Linked DNA regions of Homo sapiens: region 1 is linked to region 2. A link is a contact called in ENCODE Hi-C data. All regions are on one chromosome and are shown on one strand. Each heading gives the region's core, a stretch centred on a gene start or an enhancer-like site at or near the end of the contact. The rest is flanking DNA. Distances are from core to core; before and after follow the strand shown. Region 1 has its middle 60 kb from the start of TENT5C. Region 2 holds the start of MAB21L3 (mab-21 like 3).

Evidence for each region. Hi-C counts contacts between places; a loop is a spot of excess contacts on that map. Pooled maps may share reads with other maps.
Region 1: a map with no recorded cell type shows a loop between it and region 2 (8-fold over the local background). The contact joins the enhancer-like site here to the promoter of MAB21L3 in region 2. A Hi-C loop is called at or near these places in 3 of 37 single-sample maps with no recorded cell type and 5 of 50 pooled maps.

Annotation. Positions count from the first base shown.
Region 1 is chr1:117,663,196-117,668,668 of GRCh38, forward strand. No RefSeq gene overlaps it. Among named protein-coding and RNA genes, the nearest start is that of TENT5C, 60 kb to the left of the region's middle. RefSeq lists enhancers at 1,053-1,292, 1,483-1,552. Within about 2 kb of position 1,301, at least 6 of the 41 ENCODE cell types and tissues checked have a DNase peak (open chromatin) inside an H3K27ac peak, as active enhancers do.
Region 2 is chr1:116,107,901-116,113,440 of GRCh38, forward strand. It overlaps MAB21L3 (mab-21 like 3), which reads left to right and starts at 3,499. Exons shown (of 8, transcript NM_152367.3): 1 at 3,499-3,610; 2 at 3,729-3,910; 3 at 4,507-4,763. The coding sequence starts at 4,716.

The DNA.
Region 1 (5,473 bases), core at 51-2,550, 1.6 Mb after region 2:
CGGGCCGAGGCCCCACAGAGTAACTCTACTAGGGCAATGTGGAGGAGTAATGTGGGGTTAGAGCTCCCACAAAGACTCCCCACCAGGGCACTGCCTAATGGAGATGTGGGAAGGGGCCCACTGCCCTCCAGATACAAGAATGGTAGATTCACCAGCAGCTTGTAACTTCTTCCTGGAAGAGCTGCAAGTACTCAACTCCAACCTGTGACAGCAGCCACCATGGGTTGTACCTTGCAAAACACAGTGGCAGGGTACACCTTGGGAGCCCACCTCTCACACCAGGATGCAGGATATGGAATCAAGGATTGTGTTGGAGCTTAAAGATTTAATGCCTTCCCTGCTGGGTTTCAGACTTGCATGGAGCCTATTACCCCTTTCTTTTGGCCAATCTCTTCCTTTGGGAATGAGAACGTTTACCTAATACCTGTACCACTCCTGTATATTGAGAGTATAAATCATTTGTTTTTGATCTCACAGCTTGTAGGTGGAAGGAACTCATCATCATAGGTAAGACTTTGGACTTCGGACTTGAGACTTGTGAGTTAATACTGGAACAAGTTAAAACTTTGGGCGACTATTGCAAAGGCACGATTGTGTTTTGAAATGTGAGAAGGATGTGAGATTTGCGGGGGGCTGGAGGTGGAATGATATGGTTTGAATATTTGTTCCCTCTGAGTCTCATGTTGAAATGTTATTCCCAGTGTTGGAGGTGGGGCCTAGTGGGAGGTGACTGGATCATGGGTGGATCCCTCATGAATGGTTTAGCACCTTCCCCTTGGTAATAAGTGATTTCTCCCCCAGTTAGTACACAAGAGATCTGGTTATTTAAAAGTCTGGGACCTCCCCACTCTTGTTCTCTTGTCCCCTTTCTTACCATGCAAAATGCCTGCTCCTGCTTTACTTTCTGCTATGATTATAAGCTTCCTGAGGTTCTCACCAGAAGCTTAGCAGATGTTGGTGCCATTCTTGTACAGCCTGCAGAACCATGAGCCGATTAAACCTCTTTTGTTTATAAATTACCCAGTCTTGGCTATTCCTTTATAGCAATGCAAGAAAGGACTAATACAACATGGAATGTATTTTCTTTTTCCTCTGATTATATTATCTGGGCACTACCGTGGATCAAAGCCGCAGTCATGACCTCATCATGTTGCTTCTGGGCGACAACTAAACAAATTTAAATATGAATTTAAAGCACACACATTTCTAGAAATCCAGTGTCAGAAGCCTTAAATATCAACTATTTATGTGAGTAGTCATCAAGCGTCTGGTTTGTGACGACTTTTGCACTGTTTTGTCACTATCTGGTGGCTTACAGGAAACCTCCCATTCTACGTGGTTGAAGAAAGAAGAAGTGACACCTTGATGTTTTTCTCAGAAGCTATGGTTGGGGACCTCCCCCTGAAAGCATGCAGATAATTAGTCATCTTGGAGACTATTTTTTAGTACAAGGTAGTCACAGGAAGGCCATGTGAGTACGGAAAGTTATGAGGCTTTGATTCTAATCCCAGTGCACCTTAAATGTCTGTGGGATCTTAGGAAAAATCACCCTTTCTGAGTCCCAGTTCTCTCAGATGTAATAAGAGAAGGTAGATAGAATGCTACCTAAGGGATTTTTTTTTTTGTCCTGACATTTTGTGATTTTTTTTTCACACACAAATAGAGGATGATATTTTGTGATTTTAATATAACCACAAAACTTACAGATCTGCAGAACTTTAGTCTATATCCTCATCACCTTCCTATAGAGCTGTGAGGAGATTCTTCTAACAACTCAATGTCTCTTCCTAGGTCAGTCTTTCTGGAGTGGTCCTTGGGCCTTTCAATACCCGAGTGTTCCTTCTAAAAGATACAACTAATGCCTTTTTCCCTTAAAAAAAAATCTTAATTGGAAACGATTTACCACTTTTCATCTTAACTATGGGTGGCATTTTTCTATTTCTTCACATGTCTAGTAATTTTTTTTTTTTTTTTTTGAGACAGAGTCTTGCAGTGTCACTAGGCTGGAGTTCAGTGGCACGATCTTGGCTCACTGCAACCTCCACCTCCCAGGTTCAATTGATTCTCCTACCTCAGCCTCCCGAGTAGCTGGGACTACAGGCACGCACTACCATGCCCAGCTAATTTTTGTATTTTTAGTAGACACAGGGTTTCACCATGTTGGCCAGGATGGTCTCGATCTCTTGACCTTGTGATCTGCCCACCTCGGCTCCCAAAGTACTGAGATGACAGGTGTGGGCCACCGCGCCCGGCCTGTTCAGTAATTTTTTATCGTGTGCTAGACTTTGGTGGATGATACTTTGTAGGGAGCCTGGATTTTCTTGTCTTCCTTTAAATGGTGGTGAGCTTTGTTCTAGCAGACAGTTAAACTACTAGCACATCTTTTTGGTCCTGTTAGGCTTGGTTTTATTCTTTGTTAGGGCAGGTCTATTTCTGTTTTGAACTTAGTCTTAGGGCACGCCTCTTAACCCTAGAATGTGTTCCCTGCTTTTAAAGTGTGGTCTTTCTTGTATCACCACTGAAAGCCTGAAGTGCTCAGTGAGGTTTCTCCACTCTGCCTGGAACTCTAGAGTCTCCAATATTGCATCATCTCTAGAATTACTGTCCGCTCTCAGCTCTGCGACTGGTGATCTTTGCTAAGCAATGGTCTCACCCAGTACATATATACTTTAACCCTGGATCAAGAATACTTATCCAGATTTCTCCCCCCATCCCCTAAAACACGTACACCATGTGCAGTTCCCTCTTCCTTCTTTCCCTGCCCCACACATCCCAGCTGCTTCAGCAGCCCAGAACTTCACTTCTGCCACCTCAGTTCAGCTTGAGCTCTACCTCAAGAGCTCAAGGAAAGAAAACCTCCCTAGACAGAAAGCCAGGCTGATCATGTGACTTACCTTGTATGTTTCTCTTCTCTCAAAAATCACGGGGCCCTGCACTACCTGCCATTCAGTGCTTGAAAACATCATCTCATGTATCTTGTTTGATTTTATGATTGTTTTTGACAGAAGGGCAAGTCTAGTACTAGTTAGTCTGTCATCCATTGAGAACTAAATCCCCATATTTCACAGCAAGAAGTTTGTACATAACACCTAAAACTGAATATTTTTATTTTTTGAGACAAGGTCTCACTCTGTCGCCCAGGCTGGAGTGCAGTGGCACAAACATAGCTCACTGCAAACTCAACCTCCCTGGCTCAAGCAAGTCCTCCCACTTCAGCCTTCTGAGTAGCTGGGACTACAGGTACAGGCGTGTGCCACCATGCCAGCTAATTTTTGACACGATCTCACTATGTTGCCCAGGCTGGTCTTGAACTCCCGGGCTCAGGTGATCCTCCCATCTTGGTCCCCCAAAGTGCTGGGATTACAGGCAGGAGCCACCACACCCAGCTAAAGCTGAATAATTAAGAAACAACCATATAGGCACATTTTCAATATATACAGGTAATCTGTAGACAATCCAATGTCAGAAATAGTCAAAAGTAATTCTGTCTACTTTGCAATTGGGACTGGCTGGGGTGAGGGATGGGGCTGGGTTCAACTGCTTTTTTAAGAAAAAGTCCTTCTGTACAATTTGATTTTCTAAATCATGTGTAGGTATTATCCACTCTTGTTTATCTCTGTATAAAGCCCAACCAAACTCTTCAGTTTAGCATACAAGGCCCCTCACCCACTTCGTCCCTGCACTTCAAATTCCTCAATAGTGAACCTCTCCCCCTTTCCTTGACATGCCATGCTCATGGCAGGATGCCTTGGCTCTGCTTCGTTGACCCTACCCATTTATCTCATCATTTAGATCCCGAGGCCTTTCTCCCCATCATGCTTTGGCCCTTGAGGGCAGTGGGAGCCCCGTGTTGGTGCTTGGCAGACAGCGTGCCAGGAGCGCTGCCGCCTTTCCATGTCTCTCTTAGTCATGTCACCTCTTGTGCATTTCCTCTCCATTTGTCAGCCTGGCTTGCTGGGTCTCACACATTCACTGCATTTTCTCACGGATAATCTAAGAAACAAAAACTGCTCAGTAGTCTACCTAATTCACAATGCATCTTGCTGGTAGAATAATCAAAATGAAATTTAAAAAAGTGAGAGTGGCGAAAAGTATACTTGATAAAATATTGTTTTTTAACCAAAAGATGTGTAAAATAATAAGATTCTAGACTATATTGATTGATATAAAATTTGACCCAGGAAAGTCAAAGTTGGAAGAATTAAAGGCCTATGTACATCTATCACCATGAAAAAAGCTTTATTCAGTACAATTTGGTGTGAACAAAACAAACAGATCAACCAGTGAAACTGGTACTATACAATGCCAAAGGAAGAAAAGAATAGATGGCAAAAATAATTCTGATAACATAAAAGTGAAAGTCAAAAAAATAGGAAACTATTGAATTGCCTTGCATTAGAAAATTGATGAAGGAAATAAATTGGCTCAACAGAGTTTATGCTGGAAAATATTTTCTTAACAGGAAAATATCCCCAGGATGAAGATGATGGGTTTGTAACACCCACTGTGTTCTTCTATTTCTCTGCATTTTTGTTCAAGGCCATCCTTTTGTCTAGAAGATGCTCTTCTGACTTGGCCTCCTCCCAACTTCTACTCACCCCTTGGTGAACTCGTGTCATCTCCTCTATGAAGACTTCCCTGCAACCCAAGGCACCTTCTCTGTACCTTCTTTGCACTCCCACTATCCCTTGCACATCTTTTATGTGGCTTGACTGTGTTGTATTTTTTGTTTTTTTCGAGATACAACTTCCCTCTGTGGCCCAGGCTGGAGTGCAGTGGTGTGATCATAGCTCACTGCAACCTCACACTTGTGGGCTAAAGTGATCCTCCTGCCTCGGCCTCTAAAGTACTGGGATCACAGATGTGAGCCGCTGGGCCTGGCTGATTGTGTTGTATTAAACAGGCATCTGTCTATGGGCTTGAACTCTTCCATGTATCTTGATGTATTTGGTTTTTGATCACCAGTATCCAGCAGATTTTTTGGTTCAATACACATTTGTTCAATATGAGTAAGTTTTGTAAGAGGGGAGAAGAGGAGATGCACAAAGGTGACTAAGATATAGCTCCTGTCCTCAAGAAGTGCGTTCTCTGGCAAGCAGATGGCCAAGGGAAGTTTTAAAAATGGCCACAGTGGGAGGCCATGAGAGGCCCTGTGCCCAGGGACAGTGAGCTCAGAGCTGGCTGAGGGAATCTAGGATTTCTTTCTTAAAAAATACAGTGGGAAGTTGGCCAGATGCAGTGGCTTATGCCTGTAATCCCAGCACTTTGGGAGGCTGAGGTAGGAAGATCACTTGAGGCCAAGCATTTGAGACCAGTCCGGGCAACATAGAGAGACCCCCAACATCTATGTGAGCATGGTGGTGTGTGTCTGAAGGCTTAACTATTTGGGGTCCTGGCAGGTTGAGTCTGCAGTGAGCCATGATCATCACTGAACTCCAGTCTGGGCAACAGAGCAAGACCCTGTCTCAAAAAA
Region 2 (5,540 bases), core at 2,249-4,748:
CAACATCTTATCCTGTTGTTTTGCACTTTCTGAGTTGAAATCAGCCTTTCCAAGGAAAATTTCCTTATTCCTTTTCTACTTTTGTTGTGTTCCTAAATGAACTAATGGGAGCTTACTCATTATTTAACTTTACTTTTCTCACTTTATCTTATGCCTGCAGATGGGAGATAGAATGGGATTACATTGTAGAATAAGAAAAGGGGCCACCGTCATTTAGTCATTAATTCATGCATGCATTCATTCATTTATTAAGCAGCTACTATATGTCAAATACTGTTTCCAACAAGGTAAATCTTTTCCTTTAAGGAGCTTTTGGTACCACAGGAGCTAGATACAAGCAAAGTAACAAAATGCAGTATGATAAGAGCTAAAGTAGGAGTTTAGCACTGGGTGGCCTAGAAGCATCGTGTAGAGTCCCCCACCCAGTCTTGAGAATCAGAGAAGGCCCTGGAGCAGGTAGCAGCTAAGACAAATCTTGGAGAACAAATAGAAGCCCAGTGAAGGGGTGGAAGGTAAGGGGAGAGTCCAAGCAGTGAGCATTGTCGGTGCAAGGGTCCAGAGAAGATGGTGAGGGAGGGGGTCTTGCAGGGAACTGTAACTATTTTAGTATTGCAGGAGTGCAGAGTGCAGGGGTGAATCTTGTGTGTAGTACAGTGTTGCTTAAAAAAGATAAATTAAATAAACAAATAACCCAAACAAGTTAGAATATCCCAGATAGGATATATACTCTTGCATCCACCGCAGACCCCTATCGCTTTCCATTGTTCTACTCTATCCTGATTTATTTTATTAACCACCTGGCCTATGTAGGCATTTGTGTTTGGGATTCCCTACCTCTGAACCCAGACCAAAGATCAAATTCAAACTATCTCAGTTACCATGTCAGGTGTGAAAGGAAAGAAGACCAGCTTTTTGATGGAACTGTGAAGACCAACCCAGTGAACAATCCTACCCACCAGGTAAGACCAGGAGAATTACTCACATACATTAAAAGAAGGATCTTTCATATGGAACCAACCTAATTGTCCATCGATCAATGAGTGGATGAAGAAAATGTGGTACATATACACCATGGAATACTACTCAGCCATAAAAATAATAAAATTATGTCTTTTGCAGCAATTTAGATGGAGCTGGAGGCCACTATTTTAAGTGAAGTTACTCAGGAATGGAAAAACCAAATACCTTATCTTCTCACTTATAGCTGGGAGCTAAGCTATGGGTATGCAAAGGCATACAAAGTGGTATAATGGACTTTGGAGACTCAGAAGGGGGACGTGGGAGGGGACTAAGGAATAAAAAACTACATATTGGGTACAATGTACACTATGTGGGTGATGAATGCACCAAAATCTCAGACTTTAGTACTATACAATTCATCCACATAACCAGAAACCACTTGTACGTAAAAAGCTATTGAAATAAAAATTTAAAAACAAAAAACCAAACAAGCCTTAAAAAATAGATCTTTTTCCTCAGGGAGTGAAATGGAGTATAAACACAAATATTTATTGAGGTCTTATCATGTGCCAAGTACTATGCTAAATTTTTTTTTATATCAGGCCTTTCTATAAAAGAAGATAGCAATTTAAGCAGTCACAGATGCATGTATATAATTAAATTTATAATTTGTAAGGTGATTTTACACATCTTAAAATATATTTTATTTACTAGAATGTCACTTTATAATGTGACATTCTAATAAATAATGTCATTTTGCATAATGTTTAATGCAAACAAATAAGCATTCAGTAATGTTTATTGAGGGCCAGTTGTGCGTTAGGTACTGAGGCTTCTCTGGAGATACAGAACAGACTGGCCCCTGCCTCGGGTTGTTCACTACTGTGGACTTCAGCACATCACAGACGATTATCTCTGCCTGGTATTCTGCATTGTCAGATTCAGTCTGAGTCATCTTGGGATTACAGGAAATCTTTTAAAAAGTCAGAGTTTGTTCCTGGCTAATATGGTGAAATCCCGTCTCTACTGAAAATACAAAAAAATTGGCAAGGCGTGGTGGCGGGCGCCTGTAGTCCTAGCTACTGGCGAGGCTGAGGCAGGAGAATGGCATGAACCTGGGAGGCGGAGCTTGCAGTGAGCCGAGATTGCGCCACTGCACTCCAGCCTGGGCGACAGAGCGAGACTCCGTCTCAAAAAAAAAAAAAAAGTCAGAGTTTGTAATCCTGCAAACTTTAACAAATTTGTATATTTAAGGTTGATTTTGATCAAGCTAACCTTCCTCCTTCTTGGAATTAAAATCTCAGACACTAAGTAAATCAGTAACAAACACTTCTGCTGGTAAACCAGGGCTAGCATTATCTCCCCGGGACTTCTCAGATTGGCAGCGTAGGGTTTTGCATGCCTTGTTAACCTGACTTGTAATAAGTTCTTAGTCTTCACAATGGAAACTGAGCCAAAGCAGGTTTACATTTCCGTACTTGCATTTGGTGTGAGTCATGAGAAAGGAGAATATTTATTTTCTGAGGAAGGAAGAGAACCTGAGCTAACTTTGAATTTCCTCAGTGGCCTAGCATACAAGTGCCTTAGGCTTACTGTAATTCAATCCTTTTGCGAATCCTATATCCAATTACCCAGATATCTACATCTAAAAAAAGCTTGTCTTCATCAAACTGTCAGACAGGAGCTGTCAGAGAGTCTATTTGTGGGACTGCCCTGTATTTCAGAGCATTTGCCCATAAGGAGCTAAATCATGGAGTAGGGAATTGGGTTGTGCCCCCACAACACACCTATTCCCTGGATATGACATCCTGGTAAAATCGGACTGTGTAGCTTCCCTGAGCACATGATTATTTCTTCGTTTCCTGATTGCTCAGTTGGCCCTGTTGGTTGCTTTCCCTGCTCACAGCCGGCAATTGTCGCTGGATCGTAGGGCAAGAGAATATTCCAGTTATAACATTTTGATCAGCTGCGGTACTGGAGCAATCAAGATAGGGCAGCCACAGGTGCAAAAATAATGAAAGTTTGTGCATCTGATGACAGGTGTCTGGGGTAACCCTCGAACATTAGGAAAGACCCCACCGGAGGAAAGGGACTCACAAGTTAATGATTACAGTGAAAGCAGAAGTAACAACAAAAATGAGCACATGAGAGAAACAGTGGGACTTTCGTAATGTTGAAAATGAGGTGGAGAGAGAATTCTAAATTGCAAGTTCAGAGAAAGAGGCTCTTGCTGTCTGTGAAAAACAAATAGTTTGGCACTACTATGATAAGAAAAGCCCAGGGAATAAGATTCTGAAAAATTTGGGAGCACTTGATATCAAAAGAAGGAGATTTAGAATTACATATAGAAACAAATGGAAAATCAAGGCTGTTTTGAGGGGTGCTATCAGAGGGTCATTGGAGAGGATGTAGCTTTACAATATTTATATCAGGCTGTGCATTGGCAGGAGTTCTGTAGAAGTTGGACTGAAAGCTGGAGGTAATGACGTGGGTGGGGCACAGAGCAGCTAGGGAGCTCTGATGCGGCTTTTGCTTGGGGCAGAGTATGGGAAGATATGCAAACGCTGAGGCCCCAAATAGTGCAGTGGCCTTTGTGGGCAGCACTTACAGGTGGGCTTGGAAACACTTGCCTTTGGAACATTGTTTAAAAGTAAGTAGTGCTCCCAGAAGGGCTGTAATTTCTTTAGATTATCTGATAGCAGACTCCGTGATGTTTACCAGCTTCAAGGAGATCAGACCATTGTGAAATTTTTTTTTTTTTTCTGTAGTAAAACTAGCCCCAGCCAGCCCAACTGGGAATTTACTGCCTGAGCTGTTTTCCAACATAAGTTTTGCTGGCAAAACCAGACGTGAGTGTTCCCTCGACTCTAAAGGGACCTGTTTACACTGACTTTATTTTTACTGCCAGCTTTCAAGTTGGAAGAGGGAAATTACGTTTAAAGGTCAGCAGGTGAGCAGAAGGATTCCTGACCAGCCATTCCTGTGGGTGTGTGCCCGTGTGCACTCTGTGTACGTGTGTGTGCCTGTGTATATGTGTGTGCCTGTGTGTACGTGTGTGCCTGTGTATATGTGTGTGCCTGTGTGTACGTGTGTGCATGCTTTTCTAAATGCCAACCGTTGTGCTCTGCGCTGGCTGACAAGACCTGATCACTTGTTTGCGGGCATAATGATGGGTGTCAGGCTGGTTGTTGGGCAGTTTCCTATTTGTTTATTGTAAAGAAGGTAAATCAATCCGTGGGATTTTCTGGCTTGGAGAGCAAGGGGTGTTTACTGTCAACAGGATAAGGACCAGGAGATATAAGATACTGAGTTCCACGGTGCATCTAGTGTTGGGACAGGAGCATAAAAGGTGGGGAGAAGCCAACTACAGGGTATTTCTGACTTGGATGGAACTTTTAAGTACTTGGGTGGGAAATACAATTTGGAAAATTGCTCTCTGGTGAAAGCACCAGTCAATGTAGCTAACTAAGGTATGATTAGGTTGGACTCAAATTCAATTTTATCAACTCTTCTTTTTAAATTCTTTTTTTTTTAATTTCCCAAAAGATGACAGATGGATTTTCACAATTTGGAAATAAAAACATGAGTGAAGGGTTCGGAAGGCAAGTCTCTGGTCCATTACACACTTCCAGAAAAACTTAGTACCCAGAGACTCACATTACTGGGAGTGCTATCTACTCACAAGTGTTGCACTCCATTGAGAAAAAAAAAAAAACCAGGAAGTTGCTGTTCTACTGAGGACTGACCAAGAAGCCATGAAATACCTTACTGTGGGAGACTTAGAAGATTGCCTACTGAATAAGGTAAGGACAGACCCGGTCTCTCCCATGAACCCCCTCCCCATTCACACTACTTCCAAACAAACCTTCGTCCAGAAAGGATCTCAGGCTCTTTCTAAAGACACATAAAATGCTCCTCAGAAAACAGACTGTCACCTATAACAATGTTTGGGGGCTTAACATATATCAGCCTTACTTCTCTTTGAGGGTCTGGTACCCAGAGACATGCTGAGTATAGAATATAGAATGGAGAGTAGGAATCTGGGGAATGAGGGGGAACTCCAGCTCTGCCACTGACACTCGTGTGGTTGTGAGTCACTTAACCTGCCTGAGCCTTGGCCTTCTTCTCTGTAAAATGGGAATAATAATAGGAGCTTCATGGGGTAATGGAAAAAGAGCTAATGAAATTAAAACAAAGCTTTTTAAAGACTGTGAAAGTACTAGGTTTTTAAATATTATTATATTTTTAGTACACATCAGTTAAGAACTTAATTTCTTCTAGATGGTCTAGATGGTCATGTCAAATGTTAGAACTTGAAGGAAACTTAAATATTACCTAGTTTAAGCCTTTTCATTTACGGATGAAGCTACTAAGGCATGATGTTAATGTTAAAACCAAAATATTTAAATTGACTAAGAAGTAGGCACTGGTCTGCAGTTTTCATGCCTTTACAAGTTCGAAAGAGAAGATCATTATCATAGTGATAAGTAAAATGTATTTCTTAGGCAAAACCATTAAGAGAGATAAATAAGGAAAACCTGGGATGATAAAAACTAGAGTAAACAAAGTGATTTCCCATT